Regions from separate parts of the Homo sapiens genome. Here region 2 is linked to region 1. The links are chromatin loops, found by intact Hi-C in ENCODE. Cell type or tissue: dorsolateral prefrontal cortex. All regions are shown on one strand. Links, peaks and the distances in the headings refer to the core of each region. The heading gives the core; the rest is flanking DNA. Region 1 overlaps SRPK2 (SRSF protein kinase 2). Region 2 overlaps PUS7 (pseudouridine synthase 7).

Region 1 (5,381 bases), core at 285-5,284:
CATATTTATAAGCCAGTCTGTGGTCAATATGGTGGCTCACTCCTGTGATCCCAGCACTTTGAGAGGGTGAGGTGGGAGGATCACTTGAGTCCAGGAATTTGAGACCAGCTTGGGCTAGTGAGACCTGTCTCTACAAAAATTAAAGAAAAAATTAGCCAGGCATGGTGGCCTGTAATCCCAGCACTTTGGGAGACTGAAGCCGGAGGATTGCTTGAGTCCAGGAGTTTAAGACCAGCCTGGGCAACATAGCAAGACCCTGTCTCTACTAAATTAAATAATTAGCCGGGCGCGGTGGCACATGTCTGTAGTCCCAGCTACTTAGAAGGCTGAGTAGAGGTGGGAGGATTGCTTGAGCCCAGAGGTGGAGGTTTCAGTGAGCCATGATCATGCCCACTGCACTTCAGCCTGGGTGACAGAATGAAACCTTAATCTTAAAAAAAAAAAAAGCCAGTCTATCTCATAGCCAAGTAAAAGATAAATTAATTTATATTAATTTTATGGTTCCCGGGCAGTGTGCAATATTTTATTTCTTCATGTAGAATTTTTACTGTTTAGTAAGTCCTTGATTTTCAGGGACCCAGAAAACCGATACCCAAGCAGTTTGGTGCTGCTTAAATCATGCAGTGAATAAAGTTTTTTTTTTTTTTTTTTAACAAATGAGAAGCAGCAAAGACTGGAAGCTCCATCAGTAACTAGAGTTGTGAAATGGAATGTGGCTTTTGTGGGTTTGTTGTTGTTGCTTGTTTTTTTTGAGATGGAGTCTTGCGCTGTCACCCAGGCTAGAGTGCAGTGGTGCGATCTTGGCTCACTGCAACCTCCTCTGCCTGCTGGGGTTCAATCAGTTCTTCTGCCTCAGCCTTCCGAGTAGCTGGGACTACAGGCGCACACCACCATGCCTGGCTAATTTTTGTGTTTTTAGTAGAGACAGGGTTTCACCATATTGGCCAGGCTGGTCTTGAACTCCTGACCTCGTGATCCGCCCGCCTTGCCCTCCTAAAGTGCTGGGATTATAGGCATGAGCCACTGCACCTGGCCTTGTGTTGCTTTTGACAGTGCTGGAGACTTACAGTTTATTGACCTTCATATAACAGTTGTTTGAGTACCCTCTGTGTTCCAGTCACCATGCAGAGGTGACAAGCAGGAGCTGTTTTCTGCATCATAGAGAGTTATGTGATAATCAGTTAAGTGCAGAATCCTTCACTTTCTAGGAAAGGAAATACTGCAGTTGTGAATGCAGTTGAGAATGGTTTGAAGCCAATTAGTAAATTGGAATAGTTACTGATGATGAAATACTTACCTCCAGGAATTTTTTAAAAAACTTTAAAACCTTGGTAAAGGCATTTGGTGATTATTTTGCTGGATTAGAAAACCTTAGAAGTTTTTACAGCTTTGATATAAAGTACACCTGTAGAAAGACTGTCACCTGGTACTTCCCTAAAAGACAGCAGTAAAATTTTGCACTCTTTTTTAAAAGAAAGAAGTTAAGTTTCATCTTAATGTCTAGTCAGCAGAGAGAGGGAAGTATGTAACGTTTTAAACCTTTGCTACCGAACAGAACTTTCTGTGATTATGGAAACATTCTGTATCTGTGATGTCCAGTATCATAGCTGAAAGCTGGCCCTTGGCCATGTGAAGTGTGACTAGTGTGACTGAGGAACCGGTTTTTAATTTTATTTAACTCTAATTTAAATTTAAATAGCTACATGGGGCTGATGGCTATGATAATGGAAAGAGCAGATGTAGAACAACATAGGCCCAAGAGCTCACAGACCATGTCTGTTTTGGACACCAATTTCTTGCCCTACTTGTATTCCAAACACATTGACATGTTCATGTGTAAAATAAATATGAATGAATATATAGATGAACGAGTTTGAGAAGTTTTCATCCTTTGAAAGATAAGCTGTTTCAGTTGTCTTTCATGTTATTCCCTGTAATAACTTACAATTGTTACATAGCACATATAATGTGTTTTCCTTATAATGAATTTTTTTTCGTTTCTTGCGATATGCTTGGTCATATTATTCATTTGTTTAGTTTTTGGCATTTCTTTAAAATGTGAGAATGACTTTAGGGTATCTCATCAAACTCAAAAGCTACTGTTTAGATTTTAGTTTTTCAATCTACGGGAGAGAAGTTGAGACTGAGAATTGAGATTCATCATAATGGACTCTTGACATTTGACATCAATAGAACAGTTGTTACTGTTCTTTGTGTCATTTACACTGCTACTTAAAATCCCCCTTTCCTTCCTTCAGTGTTTTAAATCAGAAACTAGATAAGCAAGTTTCCTTTCCTCCCTTCCCCTCCCCTCCCCTCCCCTCTCCTCTCCTCCCTTGCCTTCCCCTGCCCTCTCCCCTCCTCTCCTGTCCTTGATGGAGTGTCCCTCTTGTTGCCTAGGCTGGAGTGCAATGGTGCGATCTTGGCTCACTGTAACCTCCGCCTCCTGGTTTCAAGTGATTCTTCTGCCTCAGCCTCCTGAGTGGCTGGGATTACAGGCTGCTGCCATCACCCCCAGCTAATTTTTGTGTTTTTAGTAGAGACAGGGTTTCACCATGTTGGCCAGGCTGGTCTTGAACTCCTGACCTCTGGTGATCCACCCACTTCGGCCTCCAAAGTGTTGGGATTACAGGTGTTAGTGACTACTCCTGGCCTTTTTTTTTTTTTTAAGTGTGAGTGTGGGTGAACCTGAATGGCTTTAAATCAGAAGAATGCCTAATTGTTCATTTCCCAGAGGCCAGAAAGACTTGCAAATAAAGTTAATTGTGGTACTTTGGAAATATGGAATAGTGGAAGGGTTGTATAGTCAAATCTTTAAGTTAGAGTGTAGAGCAGGGGTCTGCAAACTGTGGATTGCTGGCCAGATATAGCCTGTCATGTGTGTTTGTATGGCTTGTAAGATAGCTTTTATGTTTTTTAAATGATTGAAAAAATTCAGAAGATTTTGTGACATTACAGGAAATTCAGATTTCAGTGCATAGCCCAGGTACTCTTTGGGAGACTGAGGCAAGAGGATCACTTGAAACCAGGAATTTGAGAACACCCTGGTCAATATAGTGATATCCTATCTCTACCAAAAAAAAAAAAAAAAAAAAAAAAAAGGTGTGGCTGCATACACCTGGGGTCCTAGCTACTTGGGAGGCTGAGGTGGGAGGATCACTTGAGCCCAGGAGTTCAAGGCTGCACTGAGCTATAATCTTCAAAGAAAAAAAAAATTCTATGTCCATAAATAAAGTTTTTTTGAAACACAAGCATATTCATTTTGTTTACATATTGTCTGTGTGCCTTTGTGCCACAGTGGCAGAGTTGGAGTGTTTTTGAGAGAGACCATATTGCTTACAAAGCCTTATGGTTTTGTAAGGTTCACCATTTTCCTTTTTGCAGAAAGCATTTGCTAACCTCTGGGGAGAATGCTTTTGAAAAAATAGAATGATATGACATTGTAGGCCAGGCGTGGTCGCTCGCACCTATAATCCCAGCACTTTGGGAGGCTGAGTCGGGTGGATCACCTGAGGTCAGGAGTTCGAGACCAGCCTGGCCAACATGATGAAACCCCCGTCTCTATTAATAATACAAAAATTAGCCGGGTGTGGTGGCGCATGCCTGTAATCCCAGCTACTTGGGAGGCTGAGGCAGGAGAATCGCTTGAACCCAGGAGGCAGAGGTTTCAGTGAGCCAAGATGGCACCATTGCACTCCAGCCTGGGCGACAAGAGCAAAACTCCATCTCCAAAAAAATAAAAAATAAAAAAGATATGACATTGTAAACTAAGAGATAAAGATTTATGAAAAATGGGGACTTATAATTCATTTGTAATCATAATTGAACAGAATATTGAAACACAAAGTGCTAAAATGGAAATGCACTGTTAGTTAGAAAACGTATGTAGGAAATTAAAGGATGTATGAACAAGGGTTCTTTGCTAATGGAGCCTATATTCTGGTGGAGGATTGGACACCTGAACACACAGATGTCTGCAGATTTCCTGGCCTTCACCTTGTCCTATGTCAAAGACTCCATTACTGCTAAAGTACTGTTTATCTTAATAATGGTGACTTTTGTTGTTGTTTTTTTTGAGTCAGGGTCTCGCTCTATTGCCCAGGCTGGAGTACATTGGTGAAACCTTGGCTTACTGTAGCCTCAACCTCCTGGGCTCAAGTGATCCCCCCACCTCAGCTTCCTGTATAGCTGGGACTACAGGCACGTGCCATCATACCTGGCTAGTTTTTGTATTTTTTGTAAAGATGGGGTTTCATTAAGGTTGCCCAGGCTGGTCTTAAATTCTTGGACTCAAGCAATCATCCCACCTTTGCCTCCCTAATTGCTGGGTTTTCAGGTGCAAACCACTGCTCCTGCCAATAGTGACACATTTTACAAATGTTTGCCATTCAGACATTCAGGACTTTCAAGTCCTCCTTGAAGCCTTCTGTCCACCTTCTTTACCATCTCTTACCACTTATCTGCAAACTTTTATTTAACTTGTGAACACATCCTACCTGCAGGGCCTCTTGGGAGTAGGTTTGGGTTTAGAAATAAATTTTTCAGGCCCTTAGCACATTTTTTATGTCATTTGTATTTGGGTACTAGCTCAGCAGTTTATTCCTTTGCCTCTTTTTGGCTCTGTTTCACCTTTTCCCATTCTAGACTTTTATATATTCCATTTTATTGTCCCTCCTTTCCTCTTCTTGTTTATTTGAAGCTTATCTGTTTTTCCCTATCCAGGTCAAATCCATAGTTTGGGTATGTGGGGCTGTGTGGGAGGAGAATGACAAAGTTAGGGAGAGCATGTAACTTTTTCAGTGAGAGAAAAGCAGCGTATATACGGGGGCATGGAGGAGAGCGAGAACAAGGTGGATTCTGGAAGTAATTTGGTATGTGTTGAGTTTAATGTCTTTGTGGAGAGTGTTGGGAGGTGAGACCAGGGAGCTAGGCAAACAGCATGTTAGGAAAGATCCTTTTCTTGTGTCAGGTGTGAGCCACTGTGCCTGGCCTAGGCAACTCTTTTTGAGGAAATTTTTATATGGCTATATTTGATGTTGTAGGCTTCTCTGACATAGCAGTAATTTTAACGCTAATAAGCTGGACAGTCCTAGGAATGTTTCAGATTCTACAAAAATCACATTTCCCATTTATATTTTTATTTTATTTAATTATTATTATTAATATTATTATTATTATTAATTTGAGACGGAGTTTTGCTCTTGTCGCCCAGGCTGGAGTGCAGTGGTGCGATCTCGGCTCACCGCAACCTCTGCTTCCCGGGTTCAAGAGATTCTCCTGCCTTGGCCTTTCGAGTAGCTGGGATTACAGGCATGTGCCACCATGCCTGGCTCATTTTTTGTATTTTTAGTGGAGACGGGGTTTCACAGGCATGTGCCACC
Region 2 (5,381 bases), core at 161-5,160, 150 kb before region 1:
TTGCATATTTGGTTTTGCTGTATCTCAAAAATGTCTTTTTTATATGCAGATGGCTTGTTCAAAGAATGATAAAAACAAGGTCAGAACATTGCACTCATTGATAAGCCTCTTAAGTCGTCTCTTAAATCTTTTTTAATCTATAAAGAACTTAGCTGTTTTCTATAATATTTAACATTTTTCAAATTTAAAAGTCTTTATAATTCAATGCAAGAAATTCATGAAACGCAGAAAAAGCAAAGCAATAGTTACTTGTCTCACTATCAAAAAAAAGATAATCACAAATAGCATTTTGGTACATGTCCTCCCATATTTAAGTAAACAGATCTCTTTTTGGGGAAGCATTTACTATCCTTAAACCTTTTGCTTCATCTCATGGGTACAGACAGTGCAGCTTTGAGCGTGAACTAACATGCCCATTGTGAAGGGATTGAGACAAGGAGGCTGCACCTGTAGAAGAGTTTTCTACTTGTTCACTGTTTGCCTCTAAAACATTCCATTGTTAATGTCTAAATGGCTGTTAACCCACCGCATAACTACCGGGTGCTGTAGAAGTCCTCAGTGTAAACTTAACCATGCGATCATTTGCATGTTCACCTCTAAAGCACTTTAATATTATAAATTAAACATTGCTCTTTTGTGCTCTTTATGCTGTGCATTTGGACAGAGGTCAGAACTGCAGCAGGTAAGAGCATTTGGCATTTCATGTAGATAAAGTGAAATGCCAAAGATTTTGTCACAAGTGCTAAGTATAGACAACTTTGCTTAACTGATAGTGAGCTGGAAGGAAAACCGAAAATGATATTCCTGCTCAACAGTTTTCTGAAGAACTTGTGAGGAATTCACACCAAGGACTAAAGAAATACTTGTAATACTTTTCTGTCCAAGACAGAAAAAACTCACATATTTATCAAGAAGGAAGGGTGATTCACTAAGCATACATGCTATGGCAGTTTTCTGAAATGGTTTATGGAGTCTTTTGTTCTTTTCATTGTAACTTATCACTAACTTACCAAACAGTGCTTTTGCCTTGACAAAGCCAGGTATCCAAGTACCAGCTTCGGTACCAGCAGTATCTTAAGCCTCTGAAGATAAGGGATTCATGAGTTCATGAAAAAGGATTATTTTTAAAAGAAGAGGACTCTTTCTAGGAATTGTTGTATGAAACATTTTTTCAGTTTTTCTTTCATGGAGTTACAGTAATCAAATGAACTAGATGTGTTGTTTAAGTAACAACTGCAGCTCTGTGCCACACAGGACTCATGAATGTTATTGTACAGCGTCTATAAAGTGCAGTTTAGGCTTACATATTTTTCCCAAAGTACTTAAAAAAAAACATTTTGAGCAGCTTAAATCTAAAGCATATATATGTATGTGTCTCTCCCTCTCTCTCTCTCTCTCTCTCTCTCTCTATATATATATATATATATATATATATATATGTGTGTGTGTGTAGATATGCATACTTTTTTTTTTTTTTGAGACGGAGTCTCGCTCTTGTTGCCCAGGCTGGAATGCAATGGCACGATCTTGGCTCGGTAACCTCCACCTCCTGGGTTCAAGCAATTCTCTTGCCTCAGCCTCCCAAGTAGCTGGAATTACAGGCACTCGCCACAATGCCCAGCTAATTTTTGTATTTTTAGTAGAGACGGGGTTTCACCATGTTGGCCAGGCTTGTCTCAAACTCCTGACCTCAGGTGATCCGCCCATCTCAGCCTCCCAAAGTGCTGGGATTACAGTGCATGGGATTACACTCGGCCTAAATCTTACATTGTTTAACACAGGATTGAACAACTGAAGTAACACTAGCTGCTCAGAAGTTAACATTTAACCTGGCTTAATTTTTTTATGTTCTTTTTTTTAATTAAAAATGTTTTTCTTTTATTTATTTTTTGAGACAGGGTCTTGCTCTGTCACCCATGCTGGAGTGCAGTAGCATGATCTCGGTTCACTACAACCTCCACCCTACATGTTCATGTGATCCTCCCACCTCAGCCATCTGAGTAGTTGGGACCACAGGCGTGTACCACCATGCCTGGCTATTTTTAGTGGAGACGGGTCTTGCCATGTTGCCCAGGCCAGTCTTGAACTCCTGAGCTCAAGCCATCTTGCCCGCCTTGGCCTCCCAAAGTCCTGAGATTACAGGTGTGAGCCACCGTGCCCAGCCACATTTTAGCTTTTTATTTTTAATATGGATAGATAATGTTAAGTGTCCAATTACAGGAAATGTAATACCTCTAGTCCACACAGCTATAACCACTTAACCTGTATTTCTTTATCAGACTAGAACTGATTTTCCACTCAAAGGTTCTATAGCGAAAAATGAGCTCTTACATCTATAACTTTTATTATGGTATATATAATGTTAATTCTTTTGCTTTCAAGATCCAAGAAAACATTCTTGGCCAAAATCTAGGGGAAGTTACTGCCACTTCGTACTATATAAGGAAAACAAAGACACCATGGATGCTATTAATGTACTCTCCAAATACTTAAGGTGAGTTACTGTTGTTATGCCTATACAAAATCAAAGCAACAGAAACGTATATTCCTTTTTCCATGCTAATGGAAAAAGGAGCAGGAGGAGCACAGATTACAGATAGTAAATGCTCCTCCCAATGATAGTTTTCTTTCTTTCTTTCTTTCTTTTTTTTTTTTTTTTTTTAGACAGTCTCACTCTGTCACTCAGGCTGGAGTGAATGATGGTATGATCAGGCTCACTGCAGCCTTGACTTCCTGGGCTCAGGCATTCCTCCTACCTTAGCCTCCTGAGTAGCTGGGATTACAGGCGTATGCCACAATGCCAGGCTAATTTTATTAGGTTTTAGAGACAGAGTCTCACTATATTGCCCAGGCTGGTCTCGAACTCCTGTGCTCAAGCAGTCCTCACACTTCAGCCTCCCAAAGTACTGGGATTAAGAATTGCCGATCGGCCTGGCGCAGTGGCTCACACCTGTAATTCCAGCACTTTGGGAGGCCGAGGAAGGCAGATCACGAGGTCAAGAGATCGAGACCATCTTGGCCAACATGGTGAAACCCAATCTCTACTAAAAATACAAAAATTAGCTGGGCATGGTGGCATGTGCCTGTAGTGTTAGCTGCTCAGGAGGCTGAGGCAGGAGAATTGCTTGAACCTGGGAAGCAGAGGTTGCGGTAAGCCGAGATTGTGCCACTGCACTCCAGCCTGGCAACAGAGCAAGACTCCATCTCAAAAAAAAAAAAAAAAAAAAAAAAAATCACTGATCATGGATAGGAAGTGCATTGTTTCTTCCAGGCGTGAGCCACTGTGCCAGGCCGTGAGGATAGTTTTCTTAGGCAATGGATGAATTAATTTTTTTGACCCCCACATACGTAGTGCCAATAATTCAAGATGAAAATTCCATAAGTAAATGATTCGCATGCAGCTGAGAGTTAACAATCTGGTTGAAAATAAAAATTAACTTTCTCTTTTGAAAGCCTATACTTATCCTTTGACGTGGTTGCAGAGGTTGGTTTTGCCAGACTGGGAGCTCTCAATTCCTGGAGACTGACTAAACCTGAGACCGGTCTGATTTTCTAACAGGAATGTAAATATAGCAGAGACTGGATCTCTGGGGATCGGCAAGGTGCCAAAGCTTTTCTTAAAAATGGAAGTGGCTACACACCACAGCAAGTCTGTATGCTGTGGAAATTTGGTTTCCAATATATATTTAACTCATTTTAAATATGGAAACAGTGTATTAATTTGCTAGGACTTCCATAACAAAATACCACAGATCAGGTGGCTTAACAGAAATTACTTTTCATATGCTTCTAGAGGCTAACAGTCCCAAGCTCAAGGTGTCGGCAAGTTTGTTTTTTTTCCGGAAGCCTCTCTCCTTGGCTCGCAGATGGCTGCCTTCTCACTGTGTCTTCATGTGGCATTTTCCCTGTGCACGCACACCCCTGGTATCTGTGTGTGTCCCCATTTCCTCTTCTTAGGAGGATACCAGTCAGATTGGATTAGTGCCCACCCTAAATGGCCTCATTTTAACTGAATCACCTCTTTGAAGGCCCTATCTCCAAATACAGTCACATTCTGAGGTCCTGGGGGGTCAGAGCTTCAACATACTAATTTTGGGGGAGACACAGTTCAGCCCATAATACACAGTACCCAATTAAGTAACATTTATTTTGCTCTATTTATTAACTCCCTGGGAGAGAGTCTGTGCTACTATGCCTGTACCTGAGCCAGAGAGAACAGACGATTCTTGACAGGAATAGGTGGGTGGGGAGGGAGTTCCTCCAAGATCGGGAGTTGAGGATTGCTCAGGATTTAAGAAATCCTTCCTGGCTTTTTCCTTCTCATATGGAACGGTTAAGTTTATAAAATACTTCTTAGTTAACTAGGTTACTTATTATCTTCATATCAAAACTATTCAGATCCCAGTTTTAGCATTTCATTTGGCTTTTTTCATTTTTTAATACAAAGCAATAGCAGCATGGAAAATTCACACAATAACTTTTTAAAAACTGAAGATAAATTTTCATAGTGGTACATTATATCTCTAGAATGCATTTTTCTTTGCTTTCACTGTCTTATGTAATGTAATGAATTGTAGATGATGGATAGGAAGTGCATTGTTGCCTTTTTTGTTGCTGGCTAGCCAAGTCTTTGAACAACATCAGTTATTTACTAATAGCCACAAATGTTTACACTGCTAAGAAAGGAATTATTGACTGGGCGCAGTGGCTCACCCCTGTAATCCTAGCACTTTGGGAGGCCGAGGCGGGTGGATCACCTGAGGTCGAGCATTCAAGACCAGCCTGGCCAACATGGCGAAACCCCATCTCTATTAAAAATACAAAAAATCGGCCGGGCGCGGTGGCTCACGCCTGTAATCCCAGCACTTTGGGAGGCCGAGGCGGGCGGATCACGAGGTCAGGAGATCGAGACCATCCCGGCTAAAAAACGGTGAAACCCCGTCTCTACTAAAAATACAAAAAATTAGCCGGGCGTAGTGGCGGGCGCCTGTAGTCCCAGCTACTTGGGAGGCTGAGGCAGGAGAATGGCGTGAACCCGGGAGGCGGAGCTTGCAGTGAGCCGAGATCCCGCCACTGCACTCCAGCCTGGGCGACAGAGCGAGACTCTGTCTCAAAAAAAAAAAAAAAAAAAAAAATACAAAAAATCAGCCAGATGTGGTGGTGCATGCCTGTAATCCCAGCTACTTGGGAGGCTGAAGCAGGAGAATTGCTTGAACCCAGGAGGCAGAGGTTGCAGTGAGCCAAGATTGTGCCGCTGCACTCCAGCCTGGGTGACAGAGAGAGACTCCGTCTCAAAAAAAAAAGCGAAGAATTATTTGGCCATCATTTACCTTTTTTGTTTTTTTTTAAAGAGAGCAGGTCTTACTACGTCACCCAGGCAG

What was found. A loop is a pair of places that touch in the nucleus more often than their neighbours do. Peaks named below come from ENCODE experiments on the same cell type or tissue, not always from the same donor. Only the 100,000 strongest peaks of a DNase experiment are listed, where the experiment ranks them.
Region 2: a loop joins it to region 1, with 2.6 times the contacts of the local background. A loop is called at or near these places in 2 of 110 quality-filtered maps.

The regions. Positions count from the first base shown.
Region 1 is chr7:105,342,128-105,347,508 of GRCh38, reverse strand. All of the region lies in intron 2 of SRPK2 (SRSF protein kinase 2), which reads left to right. Among named protein-coding and RNA genes, the nearest start is that of SRPK2, 44 kb to the left of the region's middle. In dorsolateral prefrontal cortex, for the core only: no CTCF peak of the experiment used is centred there; no DNase peak of the experiment used is centred there.
Region 2 is chr7:105,492,255-105,497,635 of GRCh38, reverse strand. PUS7 (pseudouridine synthase 7) reads left to right here. Exons shown (of 16, transcript NM_019042.5): 6 at 2,383-2,494. Among named protein-coding and RNA genes, the nearest start is that of PUS7, 27 kb to the left of the region's middle. In dorsolateral prefrontal cortex, for the core only: no CTCF peak of the experiment used is centred there; no DNase peak of the experiment used is centred there; H3K27ac peaks cover 1,138 bases.